Regions from separate parts of the Homo sapiens genome. Here region 1 is linked to region 2. A link is a loop called in an ENCODE intact Hi-C map of the cell type or tissue named here. Cell type or tissue: dorsolateral prefrontal cortex. All regions are shown on one strand.

Region 1 (8,000 bases), 320 kb before region 2:
GGGTCTCTTTTCTAAGGGCGTTGAGACCATTCATGAGGATTCCACCCTCATGACCTCATCACCTCCCGAAGGCCCCATCTCCTCCTATCATCATATTTGGAGTTAGGATTTCAACACGTGAACCTGAGGGTGGACACATACATTCAGTCCATAACAACTCCTATTAAATCAAACGTCAGAATGAGTAAACCTATGGAGACAGAAGGTGGATGCGTGGGTGCCTGTGGCTGGGTGTGCGTGCCTGTGGGGAACGGGGAGTGCCACTTAATGAGTTTCTTTTTGAGGTGATGACGCTGTCCTAAAACTGAGTGTGGTGGTGGTTGTACAACTTCATAACTATACTATATATACAACATTGAATTGTATAGTTTAAGTGGGTGAATTGTGTGGTTTGTGAACTATATATCCATAAAGCCATTATTTTAAAAATCTAATCTTTAAAAAATGTCATAGCAGAGCCGGTGAAGGTAATGGATTAGACAACGGTCCCTAAACCCAAGTATTTTAAAGAAATCAAGGTGACAATTTAGGCAAGAAAAATGATTAGAGTTGTACGAGAGAAGAATGGAAGGCAAGGAAAATAATCACCATTTCACTTCCAAAAGTCCTTTTCGGAAGATAGCCTTTTAATTAATTTTAACACAAAGTGTACAAAATATATTAGTTTACTAACTCTAGTTTTGTCTTATATTGACAAACTCTTTAATATCTAGATACTAGATATTATAAAATTAGGACCCATTTGTCCAGTACCTACACAACATATACAGTGTAGCAAAGTTAAATGAAATGCAGGCTGGGCACGGTGGCTCATGCCTATAATCCCAATACTTTGGGAGGCTGAGGCTGGCGGATAACCTGAGGTTGGGAGTACGAGACCAGCCTGACCAATATGGAGAAACCCCGTCTCTACTAAAAATACAAAATTAGCCGGGCGTGGTGGCCCATGCCTGTAATCCCAGCTACTTGGAAAGCTGAGGCACGAGAATTGGTTGAACCCAGGTAGCGGAGGTTGCAGTGAGCCGAGATCGTGCCTCTGCACTCCAGCCTGGAAGACAGAGTGAGACTCTGTCTCAAAAAAAAAAAAAAAAAAAAGTAAATTTCCATTAACTGGCAAGTAATGGATCCAGGTCTACAATGCTCTATCTCCTAATGTCATCTCCAGATTAATTTTTTAAATCACCCAGGGCAGCAATCTGCAATGTCCTCTGGATCTGTGTAAACTCTTGTGTGGCAAATGACTGAAAGTTCAACTTCAATGCAGTAAAAATATAAAGAGAGTGTCCTGGCTCCGTTGAATGCAAGGACAGAAGGTAGGACTGACCCTAGGGAGGCTGATCCATGAGCTCCAAAAACACCACAGGGAAGGAACGTTTCTCCAGGTGTCCACCTTGCCTTCCATGGTGTTGGCTCCACACAATATTCACATGAAGCTTCACATCTCACAAGAGACAAAAGGGAGAAGAGCAAGGGCAGCCTCTGATCCCTCCCAATGAGGAGAAGTCTCCTCGGGATGTCACAATGTCTCGCAAGCCCATTTCCCAGCCAGCTTATGTTTCCAGGAAGTCAGGGAACAGATTAAATTTTCAAAATCATGCCTAGAGGAGGGTCAAGATGCCTGACTGGACACAGCCCAGAAGCACCACTCCCACCAAGAGAAACCAAGATATTGGATAAACCAACAGACTTAGAGAAGATCTTCGTAGGAAAAACACCAAGAGTTGATACAGAGGCATGCAGACAACAGGGCTGAAGAGCTAGGAACCTGGGAATGTGGTGTGGGGTAGCTGAACGCTAGGGCCAGTTCCCAGCACTGAAAGGCTCCTAGGGGAGGGGTTAGTGAAGGGACAGAGGGATGACAGGCTGTCACCACAGACCGCTGATGTCCCAGCTATGGGAGACTGCCCACCTCCCATAGACATTTTTTTTTCTTTTGAGATGGAGTTTCGCTCTTGTTGCCCAGGCTGGAATGCAATGGCATGATCTCAGCTCACTGCAACCTCTGCCTCTCAGGTTCTAATGATTCTCTTGCCTCAGTCTCCTGAGTAGCTGGGATTACAGGTGCCCACCGCCACGCTCAGCTAATTTTTGTATTTTTAGTAGAGATGGGGGTTTCACCATGTTGGCCAGGCTGGTCTTGAACTCCTGTCCTCATGACCCACTCGCCTCAACCTCCAAAAGTGCTGGGGTTACAGGCATGAGCCACCGCGCCCGGCCTCCGTAGACATTTTGTCAGAGGCATTTGAACCAGAGCAACTCCATCTTGAGTAGGAGGTGGAGAAAATGAGGCTGAGACCTACCGGGCTGCATTCCCAAATGATGAAGGCATTCTAAGTCACAGGATGAGATAGGAGGTCGGCACAAGATACAGGTCATAAAGACCTTGCTGATAAAACAGGTTGCAGTAAAGGAGCCGGCCAAAACCCACCAAAACCAGGATGGCGACGAGAGTGACCTCTGGTGGTCCTCATTGCTACACTCCCACCAGCTCCATCACAGTTTACAGATGCCATGGCAACGTCAGGAAGTTACCCTATGTGGACCAAAAAGGGAAGGCATGAATAATCCACCCCTTGGTTACCATATCATGAAGAAATAACCATAAAAACAGGCAACCAAGGCCGGGCACAGTGGCTCACGCTGGTAATCCCAGCACTTTGGGACGCTGAGGCGGGCAGATCACCTGAGGTCAGGAGTTCGAGATCACCCTGGCCAGTATGGTGAAACCACGTCTCTACTGAAAATACAAAAAAAATTAGCAGGGCCTGGTGGTGGGCACCTGTAATCCCAGCTACTCGGGAGGCTGAGGCAGGAGAATGGTGTGAACCCAGGAGGCGGAGGTTGCAGTTTGCCGAGATCACGCCATTGCACTCCAACCTAGGCAACAGGAGCGAAACTCCGTCTCAAAAAAGAAAGAAAGAAAGAAAGAAAAACATGTTAAATGACAACACAAGGATCTAATTGGCAAAACTGAAACCAAAGAAAATTTTACAGAAAAAATGACCTACTTTCTACAACAATAGCAATGTTTGAATGGGGGGATGGAATTAAATAAGTGGCAACTTAGATTAACAAAGAATTAACACACACACACAAAAACCTATTATAGTGGATGATTTGTATCTCTATGCAAAGCAATAAAGTAAAAATAAGAACCAGGGAAATGACAACATTAACGGGATATTTTATGATGTCCTGAATGATGATTACTTTTCATTGTAAGGGAGTATTCATGTAAGACAGTAAAGCATTTTTTAACTCTTCATCTTTTAAACATACATAGTGATATTTTTATTTTTTATTTTTTATTTATTGATACAGAGTCTCACTCTGTCACCCAGAGTGGAGTGCAGTGGCAAGATCTCAGCTCACTACAACCTCCACCTCCTGAGCTCAAGTGATCCTCCCGCCTCAGCCTCCCAAGTAGCTGAAGTAGCTGGGACTACGTGCACCACACGCCTGACTAATTTTTTTTTTTTTTTTTTTAGAGACAGGGTTTTGCCATTTTGCCCAGGGTGGTCTCGAACTCCTGAGCTCAGGCAATCCACCCACTTCGGCCTCTCAAAGCATGAACCACTGTACCTGGCCATCGTAGTGATATTTTTACAGGTGAAATAATATAATGTTCCCAATTTTCTTTAAAAAGATCCACCTAGCAGTGAAGGCATAGGTGAAACGGGATATTGAGGATACCAGAAAAGAAGCAGGTTTTTTTGTGGTTTTTTGTGGGTTTTTTTTTTTTTTTTTTTTTTGAGACAGAGTCTCGCTCTGTCACCCAGGCTGGAGTGCAGTGGCGCAATCTTGGCTCACTGCAACCTCCGCCTCCTGGCTTCCAGCGATTCTCCTGCCTCAGCCTCCCAAGTAGCTGGGATTACAGGCGTCCACCACACCCAGCTAATTTTTGTATTTTTAGTAGAGACTGGGTTTCACCATGTTGGCCAAGCTGGTCTCGAACTCCTGATCTCGTGATCCGCCCGCCTCAGGCTCCCAAAGTGCTGGGATTACAGGCGTGAGCCACCGCCCCTGGCCAAGAAGCAGGTTTTTGAAGGGAGAGGATGAGAAAACAAGGGAAGGGAAGCACTGCTGGAGATGAAGACCCAGAGAAAATAGAAGGGAATTGGACACCTACAACCACTAGAGGTCGCAAGAGGAATATCCTTTAGTGCCCTGAGCCCAGACCTGAACCAAGGTTTAACAGGGTTCTTCTCAAGTCCTTGGACTCCTTCGGTCATAATTTGGGAGCCTCCAAAAAGGAGAGCCTGAAATGAGGGCTTACGTGCAGGTAGTTTATTTGGGGAAGAGGTCAGAAATTTTCTTTTTTTTTTTTATGGAGTTCCGCTCTTGTTGCCCAGGCTGGAGTGCAATGGCACACTCGGCTCACCGCAACCTCCGCCTCCCAGGTTCAAGCGATTCTCCTGCCTCAGCCTCCCGAGTAGCTGGAATTACAGGCATGCGCCACCACGCCCGGCTAATTTTGTATTTTTAGTAGAGACGGGGTATCTCCATTTTGGTCAGGCTGGTCTTGAACTCCTGACCTCAGGTGATCCGCCCACCTCAGCCTCCCAAAGTGCTGAGATTACAGGTGTGAGCCAACGCCCCCAGCCCGAGGTCAGAAATTTTCTTATGTCACATTGTACTTTTTTTTTTTTTTTTTTTTTTTTGAGACAGAGTCTCACTCTGTTGCCCAGGCTGGAGTGCAGTGGCACGATCTCGGCTCACTGCAACCTCTCCCCGTCAGGTTCAAACAATTCTCCCGCCTCAGCCTCCCGAGTACCTGGGACTACAGGCATGCACTACCATGCCTGGCTCATTTTTGTATTTTTAGTAGAGACGGGGTTTCACCATGTTGGCCAGGCTGGTGTTGAACTCCTGACCGCAGGTGATCCGCCCGCCTCAGCTTCCCAAAGTGCTGGGATTACAGGTGTGAGCCACCATGCCCAGCCATACATTTTACTTTTGAACACTACATACCGTGGAATACTTTTCAGACTTTAAAAGGAATGAAATACTGATACATGCTTCACCGTAGGTGAACTTGGAAAACATTGTGCAAAATTAAATACGTCAGACACAAAAAGGCAAAGGCCGAGTGATTCCACTTCTAGGAGATTCCTAGAACAGTCAAATTCCTGGACACAGAAAGTAGAACAGAGCTTACCAGGGACTGAGAGAAAAAGGGAATGGGGTGTGATTATTTAACGGGTACGGAGTTTTAATTGGGAAAGATGACAAAGTTCTGGAGATGAATCGTGATGATGGTTACACAGCGATGTGGCTGTACTTAATGCCACTGAAGTGTACACTTTAAAATGGTTCACATGGAGGCCGGGCACGGTGGCTCATGTCTGTAATCCCAGCACTTTGGGAGGCCGAGGTGGGTGGATCACGAGGTCAGGAGATCGAGACCATCCTGGCTAACATGGTGAAACCCCATCTCTACTAAAAATACAAAAAAAATAGCTGGGCGTGGCAGATGCCTGTAGTCCCAGCTACTCAGGAGGCTGAGGCAGGAGAATGGCGTGAACCCGGGAGGCAGAGCTTGCAGTGAGCCAAGATCGTGCCACTGCACCTCAGCCTGGGTGACAGAGGGAGAGTCCGTCACAAAAAAAAAAAAAAAAATGGTTCACATGGAAATGTTTGTGATGTATATTTTATCACCGTAAAAAAATGTAACTGGGGTAAGTATGATCAATATTTGGCAATTTAAGCTTTATGGTAGAATTTCATTACTAGAGTGAAGAAAGACAGTCCATAAAAAATAAATTATTTAGGCCGGGGTGCAGTGGCTCATGCCTGTAATCCCAGCACTTCGGGAGGCCGAGGCAGGTGGATCACCTGAGGTTGCGAGTTCGAGGCCAGCCTGACCAACATGGAGAAACCCCGTCTCTACTAAAGACACAAAACTTAGCCAGGCATGGTGACGTGTGCCTGTAATCCCAGCTACTCGGGAGGCTGAGGTGGGAGAATTGCTTGAACCCGGGAGGCAGAGGTTGTGGTGAGCTGAGATTGCGCCATCGCACTCCAGCCTGGGCAACAAGAGCGAAACTCCGTCTCAAAATAAATAAATAAATAAATTATTTAATTGACCAGATAGGGACTCCCAGCCCTTCCTTCCTGGGGAGCTCCAGGAGCTGGCTGGGCTGGGCTTAATCTTTCCTCCCAAAGAACCAAAAGAAAAAGAGATGCACATCAAGGTTTGCTGGGGACCCTCAAAGGAAAAGAAACGATGTAACTCGAGTAGAGGATAAACGCTTTGTTCAGCTGATTTGCATCAGGGGCACCTGAAGATCAAGCGACTCCCCAGTTAAGCAGAGTCAGGGTGGGAAACTGAGTCTGTGTCCTAGAGGTCTGGGTTTAGGCAGTCATTTTGGGTTTTGTTTTGTTTTGTTTGTTTTGAAACGGAGTCTTGCTCTGTCACCCAGGCTGGAGTGCAATGGCGCTATCTCAGCTCACTGCAACCTCCTCCTCCCAGGTTCAAACGATTCTCCTGCCTCAGCCTCCCGAGCAGCTGGGATTACAGGTATGCACCACCATGCCCAGCTCGTTTTTGTATTTTTAGTAGAGACAGGGTTTCGCCATGTTGGCCTTGAACTCCTCGCCTCAGGTGATCTGCCCACCTCAGCCTCCCAAGGCCAGAGGATCACTTTAAGCCCAGTGTCAGGCCTCTGAGCCGAAGCTCAGCCATTGTAACCCCTGTGACCTACACATATACGTCCAGATGGCCTGCAGGAGCCAAGAAGTCTGGAGCAGCCGAAAAACCACAAAAGAAGTGAAACAGCCAGTTCCTGCCTTAACTGATTAACCCACCTTATGACATTCCACCATTATGACTTGTTCCTGCCCTGCCCCAACTGATCAGTCGACCCTGTGACATTCTTCTCCTGGACAATGAGTCCCATGATCTCTCCACAATGCACCTTGTGAGCCCCTCCCCTGCTGACAACAAATAACCACCTTTAACTGTAACTTTCCACTGCCTACCCCAGCCCTATAAAGCTGCCCCTCTCCTATCTCCCTTCGCTGACTCTCTTTTCCAACTCAGCCCACTTGCACCCAAGTGAATAAACAGCCTTTGTTGCTTACACAAAGCCTGTTTAGGTGGTCTTCTATACGGACACGCGTGACACCCAGGAGTTCGAGACGAGTCTGGGCAGCATAGTGAGTTTTCATCTCTAAAAAAAAAAAAAATTAAAATTAGCCAGGCATGCCTTGTACGTGCCTGTGGTCCCAGCTACTTGGGAGACTGAAGTGGTAGGATCGCTTGAGGCTGCAGTGAGCCAAGATTGCGCCACTGCACTCCAGCCTGAAGGACAGAGCAAGAACTTGTCTCAGAAAAAAAAAAAGAAAAAAAGAATAAGAAAAGGAAAAAAATAAAAAAGGAAGGAAGGGAGGGAGGGAGGGGCAGAGAGGGAGAGAGGAAGGGGGGAAGGAAGGAAAGAAAGAAAGAAAGAGAAAGGGAGGGAGAGAGAGAAAGGAAAGAAGGGAGGGAGGGAAGAAAGAGAAAGAAAAAAGAAAGAAGAAAGAAAGAAAGAGAAGAAAGAAGGGAGGGAGGAAGGGAGGGAGGGAGAAAAGGAGGAAGGGAGAGAGAGAAAGAAAAAGAAGAAAGAAAGAGAAAAAAGGAAGGAAGGAGGGAGGGAGAGGAAAAGAAAGAAAGAGAAGAAAGAAAGAGAAAAAAGGGAAAGAAAGAAAAGAGAAAAAAGAGAAAGAAAGAAAGAAAGAAAGAAAAGAAAAGAAGGGCCGGGCGCGGTGGCTCACGCCTGTAATCTCAGCACTTTGGGAGGCCGAGGCGGGCGGATCACGAGGTCAGGAGATCGCTGAAACCCTGTCTTTACTAAAAATACAAAAACTTAGCCAGGGTGGTGGCGGGCGCCTGTAGTCCCAGCTACTCGGAGGCTGAGGCGAGAGAATGGCATGAACCCGGGAGGCGGAGGTTGCAGTGAACCGAGATCGCGCCACTGCACTCCAGCCTGGGCGACAGAGCGAGACTCCGTCTCAAAAAA
Region 2 (8,000 bases):
CCACAGACATGCACCACCACGCCCAGCTAATTTTTGTATTTTTAGTAGAGACGGGGTTTCACCATGTTGGCCAGGCTGGTTTCAAACTCCTCACCTCAGTCAATCTACCCACCTCAGCCTCCCAAAGTGCTGGGATTATAGGCGTGAGCCACCGTGCCAGCCCGAAGTGGCTTTATCTTTTTTCATTCTTCCCAGCAATAGATGATCCTCTATTGCCCCACATCTTCTCCAGTGATTAGCATCAACAGAGATTTACTTATTGGAGACAAGGTCTTGCTCGGTTGCCCAGGCTGAAGTGTAGTGGGAAGATCATGGCTCACTGCAACCTCGAACTCCTGGGCACAAGTGATGCTCCCACCCCAGCCTCCCTAATAGCCACCACACCCAGCTAATTTTTGTAGCGATAAGGGTCTCTGGTTGGTCTCGAATGCCTGGGCTCAAGCGATCTTCCTGCCTCAGCCTCCCAAAGTGCTGGGATTACAGGCATGAGCCACTGTGCCTGGCCAGTTTTTTTCTAAAGCTATTTTGATAGGTGCCTACTGGTGTTTCACTGTAGTATTAATTTGCATTTCCCTAACAGCTAATGGTGTTTGAGCATCTTTTCATGTGCTCATTAGCCATCATATATATTCCTTTTTTTTTTTTTTTTTTTTTTTTGAGATGGAGTTTCACTCTTATTTCCCAGGCTGGAGTGCAATGGCGCGATCTCAGCTCACTGTAACCTCCACCTCCCAGGTTCAAGTGATTCTCCTGCCTCAGCCTCCCTAGTAGCTGGGATTACAGGCATGTGCCACCATGCCTGGTTTTTGCATTTTTTTTTTTTTTTTAGTAGATCGGGGGTTTCTCCATGTTGGTCAGGCTGGTCTCGAACTCCCAATCTCAGGTGATCCGCCCAACTCGGCCTCCCAAAGTGCTGGGATTACAGGCATGAGCCACCGCACCTGGCCATATATTCCTTTTTGTTTGTTCTATTACTTGCCACTGACTTGAAGCTCACAAATGTATTATTTGGTAAAGTGTTGAAATATTTTTCCTCTTTTGAATTGGATTGTTTTCTTATCATTGAGATTTGAGAGTTTTTTTTTTTTTTTTGAGACAGAGTCTCGCTCTGTCACCTAGGCTGGAGTGCAGTGGCGCGATCTCAGCTGCCTCCCAGGTTCACGCCATTCTCCTGCCTCAGCCTCCCGAGTAGCTGGGACTACAGGCGCCCACCACCACGCCCGGCTAATTTTTTGTATTTTTAGTAGAGACGGGGTTTCACCGTGTTAGCCAGGATGGTCTCGATCTCCTGACCTTGTGATCCACCCGCCTCGGCCTCCCAAAGTGCTGGGATTACAGGCGTGAGCCACCGTGCCCGGCCGAGAGTTCTTTATATGATGTGAGTACAGATCCTTGATCAGATACTTGTTTTGCAAATATTTTCTCCCAATCTATGGCTTGTCTTTTCATTTTCATATCAGCGTCTTCTCAGAGTATGTTTTATTATTATTATTATATTATTATTATTATTATTATTATTATTATTAGAGATGAAGTCTCGCTCTGTCGCCCAGGCTGGAGTGTAGTGGTGCCATCTTGGCTTACTGCAACCTCCGCCTCCTGGGTTCAAGCGATTCTCCTGCCTCAACCTCCCGAGTAGCTGGGATTACAGGTGCCCGCCACCATGCCTGGCTAATTTTTGAATTATTAGTAGAGACGGGGTTTTGCCATGTGGGCCAGGCTGGTCTCGAACCCCTGACCTCAGGAGATCCACCTGCCTCGGCCTCCCAAAGTGCAGGGATTACAGGCGTGAGCCACTGTGACCAGCCTTGATTTTGCTTATGTTTTTCTTTCTCCTTATACCTTGACATTGTCCCATCTTGGAACTTTAAACAAATAAGTTTCTGGTTTTTTTAAATAGTTCCGTGGTATTTCATAACATAGGATATACAATAATTCTTGCTTAACCAGTTTCCTAGTGACTGATATTAATGTTCAATCTTTTGCCTATGTATATACAATGTAAACTTTAAACACAATGCCTTGTACATGCAGTACTTGGCATTGAACACACTTACCTCTAGGACAAATATCTGGACAAAGAATTGCTTGGTCAGAGTCTGTACATTTGTAATTTTGATATGTAATGGCTACATTTCCCTCTATAGAAATTGTGGAAGCTTGTTCTCTGAGCCGGGGGTGTGGTTAACACCTGAAATCCCAGCACTTTGGGAGGTCGAGGCAGGCGGATCACTTGAGGCCAGCAATAGGAGACCAGACTGGCCTACATGACCCCATATCTACTAAAAATACAAAAATTAGCTGGGCATGGTGGTGCGCGCCTGTGGTCCCAACTACTCGGAAGGCTGAGGCATGAGAATTGCTTGAACTGGGGAGGCAGAGGTTGTAGTGAGCCAAGATCGTACCAATGCACTCCAGTCTGGGCAACAGAGCGAGACCCTGTCTCAAAATAAAATGAAAAAAGAATTATTTGCAGTCAGGCACGGTGGCTCATGCCTGTAATCCCAGCACTTTGGGAGGCCAAGGCAAGTGGATAGCTTAAGCCCAGGAGTTCAAGACCAGCCTGGGCAACATGGCAAAATCCTATCTCTACAAAAAAAAAAAATTAGCCAGGCGTGGTCGTGCATGCCTGTAGTCCCAGCTACTTGGGAGGCTGAGGCAGGAGAATCGCTTGAACCCTGGAGGTGGAGGTTGCAGTGAGCCGAGATCACTCCATTGCACTCCAGCCTAGGCAACAAGAGCAAAACTCTGTCTCAAAAATAAAAAATAAAAGAAAAAACAGAAGAAAATACCAAGTGTGGCAAGGATGTTGAGAAAATGGGGCCCTTGTGCACTGTTGGTGAGCATGTAGAATGGTACAGCTGCTATGGAAAACAGTTTGGCAGTTCCTCAAAAAATTAAAGATAGAATTACCATATTAACTCAGCAGTTCCACTTCCAGGAATATGCCCAAAAGAACTAAATACTAGGTGGGGGCACTCTGACAGATATTTGTACACCAATGTTCATAGCCACATTATTTGCAATGACCAAAAGCTGAAACTATCCAAATATCTGCCGTTCATGAATGAATGGATAAACAAATTATGCTATATTCATACAATGGAATATTATTCAGCTGTAAAAAGGAAGGAAATTCGTCCGGGTGCAGTGGCTCATGCCTGTAATCCCAGCACTCTGGGAGGCCGAGGCGGGCGGATCACCTGAGGTCAGGAGTTCAAGACCAGCCTGGCCAAAATGGCCAAACCCCGTCTCTACTAAAAATACAAAAATTAGCCGGGCCTGGTGGTGCGCGCCTGTAGTCCCAGCTGCTTGGGAAGCTGAGGCATGAGAATGGCTGGAACCCAGGAGGCGGAGGTTGCAGTGAGTGGAGATTGCGCCACTGCACTCCAGCCTGGGCGACAGAGCCAGACTGTCTCAAACAAACAAACAAAAGGCCAGGCACAGTGGCTTACGCCTGTAATCCCAGCACTTTGGGAGGCTGAGGCAGGCAGATCACGAGGTGAAGAGATTGAGATCATCCTGACCAACATGGTGAAACCCTGTCTCTACTAAAAATACAAAAATTAGCTGGGCATGCTGGCGTGCGCCTGTAGTCACAGCTATTCGGGAAGCTGAGGCAGGAGAATCACTTGAACCCGGGAGGTGGAGGTTGCAGTGAGCTGAGATCGCGCCACTGCACTCCAGCCTGGAAACACAGCAAGACTCCGTCTCAAACAAACAAAAAACACCACACACAGGAATAGCTAAAATAGGGTGCAGCCACTTCCTCTAGGGCTGAAGCCAAACTCCCAAGAAAGAAAGAAATTGGGAAGAAGGACTTCCCTGCCCAACCGGCTCCCCACACAAGATTAGAGTTTCGCTGCAGAGGTATGGTCATGACCCACTGGGTGACTGAGAAGTTCACTGAAGTGCAACAGGCCACTGAAATTTGCTAGGGGGAGGGGTAAACGTCACTGCGTGTCTAGTGCAGGGCTGGCCCCTGTCCATCACAAGATCCCGCTAAGAGGAGCTCGTGAGAATCAGGAAGAGCCCCATCCTCATTCAGTGTTCCTCCAGCGCCCTCTGCTGACAAGGTTTAACACTGAGCTAGCTGGCAGAGGAGAAATGTTTACAGGGTCCAGCTCCAATATCACAAAAACGGCAGAGAGGCATGAAGTTGGAGCCACCAGCCTGTAAACTGATAACTGGTACAAGGTGGTTGTTAGAATGAAATCCAGTGAATGGATTGGATGTGGTGGCTTACGCCTGTAATCCCAGCACTTTGGGAGGCCAAGGCAGGAGGATCGCTAGAGGCCAGGAGCTCCAGACCAGCCTGGGCAACACAGTGAGACCCCATCTCTACAAAAATTTTAAAAATTAGGTGGGCGCAGGCTGGGCATGGTGGCTCATGCCTATAATCCCAGCACTTTGGGAGGCCAAGGCAGGTGGATCACCTGAGGTCAGGAGTTTGAGACCAACCTGGCCAACATGGCAAAACCCCATCTCTACTAAAAATACAAAAACTAGCCAGGCGTGGTGGCACACTTCTAGTCCCAGCTACTTGGGAGGCTGAGGCAGGAGAATTGCTTGAATCCAGGAGGCAGAGGTTTCAGTGAGCCGAGATAGAGCCACTGCACTCCAGCCTGGGCAACAGAGTGAGACTCCTTCTCAAAAAAAAAAAAAAAAAAAAAAAAGCTGGGTACATGTGGTCTAGCTACTCCAGAGGCTGAGGTGGGAGGATCACTTGAGCCTGGGAGTTGGAGGCTGAAGCTGAAGTAAGCTGTGACTGCAACAGTGCACACCAGCCCAGGTCACAGAGCGGAATCCTGTCTCAAAAAGAATTAAATGCAATGAATACTAACAGAAAGTAATTTTGAACGTAATTGTTTCTCTTCTGAACAGCCTGTGGTCTCCTGAAATTCAAAACTGTGAATTGGGTCCTTGATGAGGTCCCTTTCCACTAGGTAACATTCTGTGGCTCCCCACAGAAATAAAGAGGTGAACCTCAGCCGGGCGCAGTGGCTTACTCCTGTAATCCCAGCACTTTGGGAGGCTGAGGCAGGTGGATCACTGGAGGTCAAGAGTTCGAGACCAGCCTGGCTAACATGGTGAAATCCCATCTCTACTAAAAATACCAAAAATTAGCCAGGCGTGGTGGTGCATGCCTGTAACCCCAGCTACTAGGGAGGCTGAGGCAGGAGAATCACTTGAAACCGGGAGGCGGAGGTTGCAGTGAGCCAAGATCGCGCCATTGCACTCCAGCTTGGGCAACAAGAGCAAAACTCCGTCTCAAAAAGAAAAAAAGTGGGGGTAGGGGGGAGGGATAGCATTAGGAGATATACCTAATGTTAAATGATGAGTTAATGGGTGCAGCACACCAACATGGCACATGTATACATATGTAACTAACCTGCACGTTGTGCACATGTACCCTAAAACTTAAAGTATAATAAAAAAAGGGGTGACCCTCAAAAGTGGGCAGTGAAAAGTGAAAAGAGCAGAGATTTTTATGTCCAGACACCTGGGTTCAATTCCAGCTTTCTCCATGTATTAAAGGAGTGCCTGCTGGGCATGATGCCTCTGCTCCCAGCACCTTGGGAGGCTGAGGCAGGAGGATTGCTTGAGCCCAGGAGTTCAAGACCAGCCTGGGCAACATAGTGGGACCGTATGTCTTCTAAAAATAAAAATAAGAAATTAGCCAGGTGTGGTTGTGTGCACCTGTGGTCTCAGCTACTCGGGAGGCTGAGGCAGGAGGATCTCTTAAGCCCGGGATTTCAAGGCTGCAGTGAGCTGTGATCACACCACTGCACTCCAGCCTGGGTGACAGAGCAAGATTCTGTCCCCAAAAAAATAAATAAGTAAAGCAATTCTGGCTGTACTAATAGATCAGCCTCAGAATTTCAGCGGCTGAAGCCAAGTTTGTTTCTTTTTCCTATAAACTGTAGTTGGTGCAGGAAGGGTGGAAGGAAGTTGGTGGGGGGATATCCATGCATTCCCAGACATTTGGTTCCTTCCATCTTATGGCTCTGCCATCCCCGGGAGTCCCAGATTCTCCCCTGGAGTCTCTGTATCCAGAAGCAGAGAGGGAGTGGAGAGTCACGTGGCGTGCGTTTATGGGCCAGGCCTGGAAATAGCCGCACATCACATCGCCGCCACCTATACTTCCTTGGCCAGACCCAGTCTCTTGGCCCCACACATAGCAGCAGGGGAGAAGAGAAAAGGTCATCACGCCATATTCCCAGCAGAAAAATGAAATGGGGTTGGGTGGACAGCTCACCAGTCTCTGCCCTGCACCACTTTCCTAGCTTTGTCCCCTTGGACGAGCGACATGGTTTCTGTAAGGCTCAGTTTCTGGCTCCGAAAATGAGGTTAAGCAACCTTGCCTTCTCTGCCAGCTGTAAGGAATCAGTGTGATAAAATAGGTGGTAAATTGCTCAATAAATGCTGTCAGGCAGGGCGTGGTGGCTCACAGCTGTAATCCCAGCAGTTTGGGAGGCCGAGGTGGGCAGAGCACCTGAGGTCAGGAGTTCGAGACCAGCCTGGCCAACATGGGGAGACCTCGTCTCTACTAAAAATACAAAATTAGCCAGGCGTGGTGGTGGGCGCTTGTAATGCTAGCTACTCGGCTGAGGCTGAGGCAGGAGAATTGCTTGAGCCTGGGAGGTGGAGGTTGCAGTGAGCCGAGATCGCGCCATTGCACTCCAGCGTGGGCAACAGAGTAAGACTCTGTCTTAAAAAAAAATAATAAAAGGTGGCAAATTGCTCAATAAGTGCTGTTGTGATTATTCTGATGATATCTCCCTCTTCAGCCCTCCCACACCCAATTAATCTGCTCGATTTCTCCCAACAGGCACGACCTGGATGATCGAGATCATCTGCTTAATCCTGAAGGAAGGGGATCCATCCTGGATCCGCTCCGTGCCCATCTGGGAGCGGGCACCCTGGTGTGAGACCATTGTGGGTGCCTTCAGCCTCCCGGACCAGTACAGCCCCCGCCTCATGAGCTCCCATCTTCCCATCCAGATCTTCACCAAGGCCTTCTTCAGCTCCAAGGCCAAGGTTGGGAGGAGGGGTGTGTGTCAGTTGGGAGGGGCTGCATGGGTGTATGGGGTAATGGGGGGACGGAGCATAACTCATTGATTCATTCAGCACCTATTTGTTAAACACCTACTATGTGCCTGACTCTGATCTAGCACAGTGGTCAATATACACACAGAAATGCCTGCCCTTTGGCAGGGAGTGATGGCTCATGCCTGTAGTCCCAGCACTTTGGGAGGCTGAGGCGGGAGGATCACTTTGGGCCAGGAGTTTGAGACCAGCTTGGGCAACATAGTCAGACCACATCATTACAAGAAATTTTAAAAATCAGTCAGACGTGGTGGCACACACTTGTAGTCCCAGCTACTTGGAATGCTGAGGTGGGAGGATCACTTGAGCCCAGCAGGTCAAGGCTGCACTGAGCTGAAATCACCTTACTGCACTCCATCCTAGGCAACAGGGCAAGACTGTCTCAAAAAAAAAAAAAAAAAAAAAAAAAAAAAAAAAGCCGGTGCTGGCATGGTGGCTCACGCCTGTAATCCCAGCACTTTGGGAGGCAGAGGCAGGCAGATCACTTGAGGCCAGGAGTTCAATACCAGCTTGGCCAACATGGTGAAACCATGTCTCTACTAAAAATACAAAAATTAGTCGGATCTGGTGGTGGGTGCCTGTAATCCCAGCTACTCAGGAGGCTAAGGCAGGAGAATTGCTGGAACCTGGGAGGTGGAGGTTGCAGTGAGCTGAGATGGCACCACTGCACTCCAGCCTGGGAGACAGACCAAGATTTCATCTCAAAAAAAAAAAAAAAAATTACAGCCAGGCGCAGTGGCTCACGTTTGTACTCCCAGCACTTTGGGAAGCCAAGGTGGGCAGATCACCTGAGGTCAGGAGTTTGAGACCATCCTGACCAACATGGAGAAAACCTGTCTCTACTAAAAATACAAAGTTAGCTGGGCGTGGTGGCACATGCCTGTAATCCC

The links. Peaks named below come from ENCODE experiments on the same cell type or tissue, not always from the same donor. Only the 100,000 strongest peaks of a DNase experiment are listed, where the experiment ranks them.
Region 1: a loop joins it to region 2, with 5 times the contacts of the local background. A loop is called at or near these places in 41 of 110 quality-filtered maps.

What each region holds. Positions count from the first base shown.
Region 1 is chr19:48,263,062-48,271,061 of GRCh38, forward strand. It overlaps ZNF114 (zinc finger protein 114), which reads left to right and starts at 7,020. Exons shown (of 6, transcript NM_153608.4): 1 at 7,020-7,158. ZNF114-AS1 (ZNF114 antisense RNA 1) reads right to left here. Exons shown (of 3, transcript XR_936008.4): 2 at 7,084-7,172; 3 at 1-123. RefSeq lists an enhancer at 4,032-4,081. In dorsolateral prefrontal cortex, CTCF peaks have their summits at 4,135 (motif pointing right) and 4,347; no DNase peak of the experiment used is centred here; H3K4me3 peaks cover 481 bases; H3K27ac peaks cover 250 bases.
Region 2 is chr19:48,580,397-48,588,396 of GRCh38, forward strand. SULT2B1 (sulfotransferase family 2B member 1) reads left to right here. Exons shown (of 7, transcript NM_177973.2): 3 at 6,833-7,041. Among named protein-coding and RNA genes, the nearest start is that of SPACA4, 22 kb to the right of the region's middle. In dorsolateral prefrontal cortex, CTCF peaks have their summits at 4,057 (motif pointing left) and 4,265; a DNase peak (open chromatin) is centred at 4,035; H3K4me3 peaks cover 661 bases; H3K27ac peaks cover 465 bases.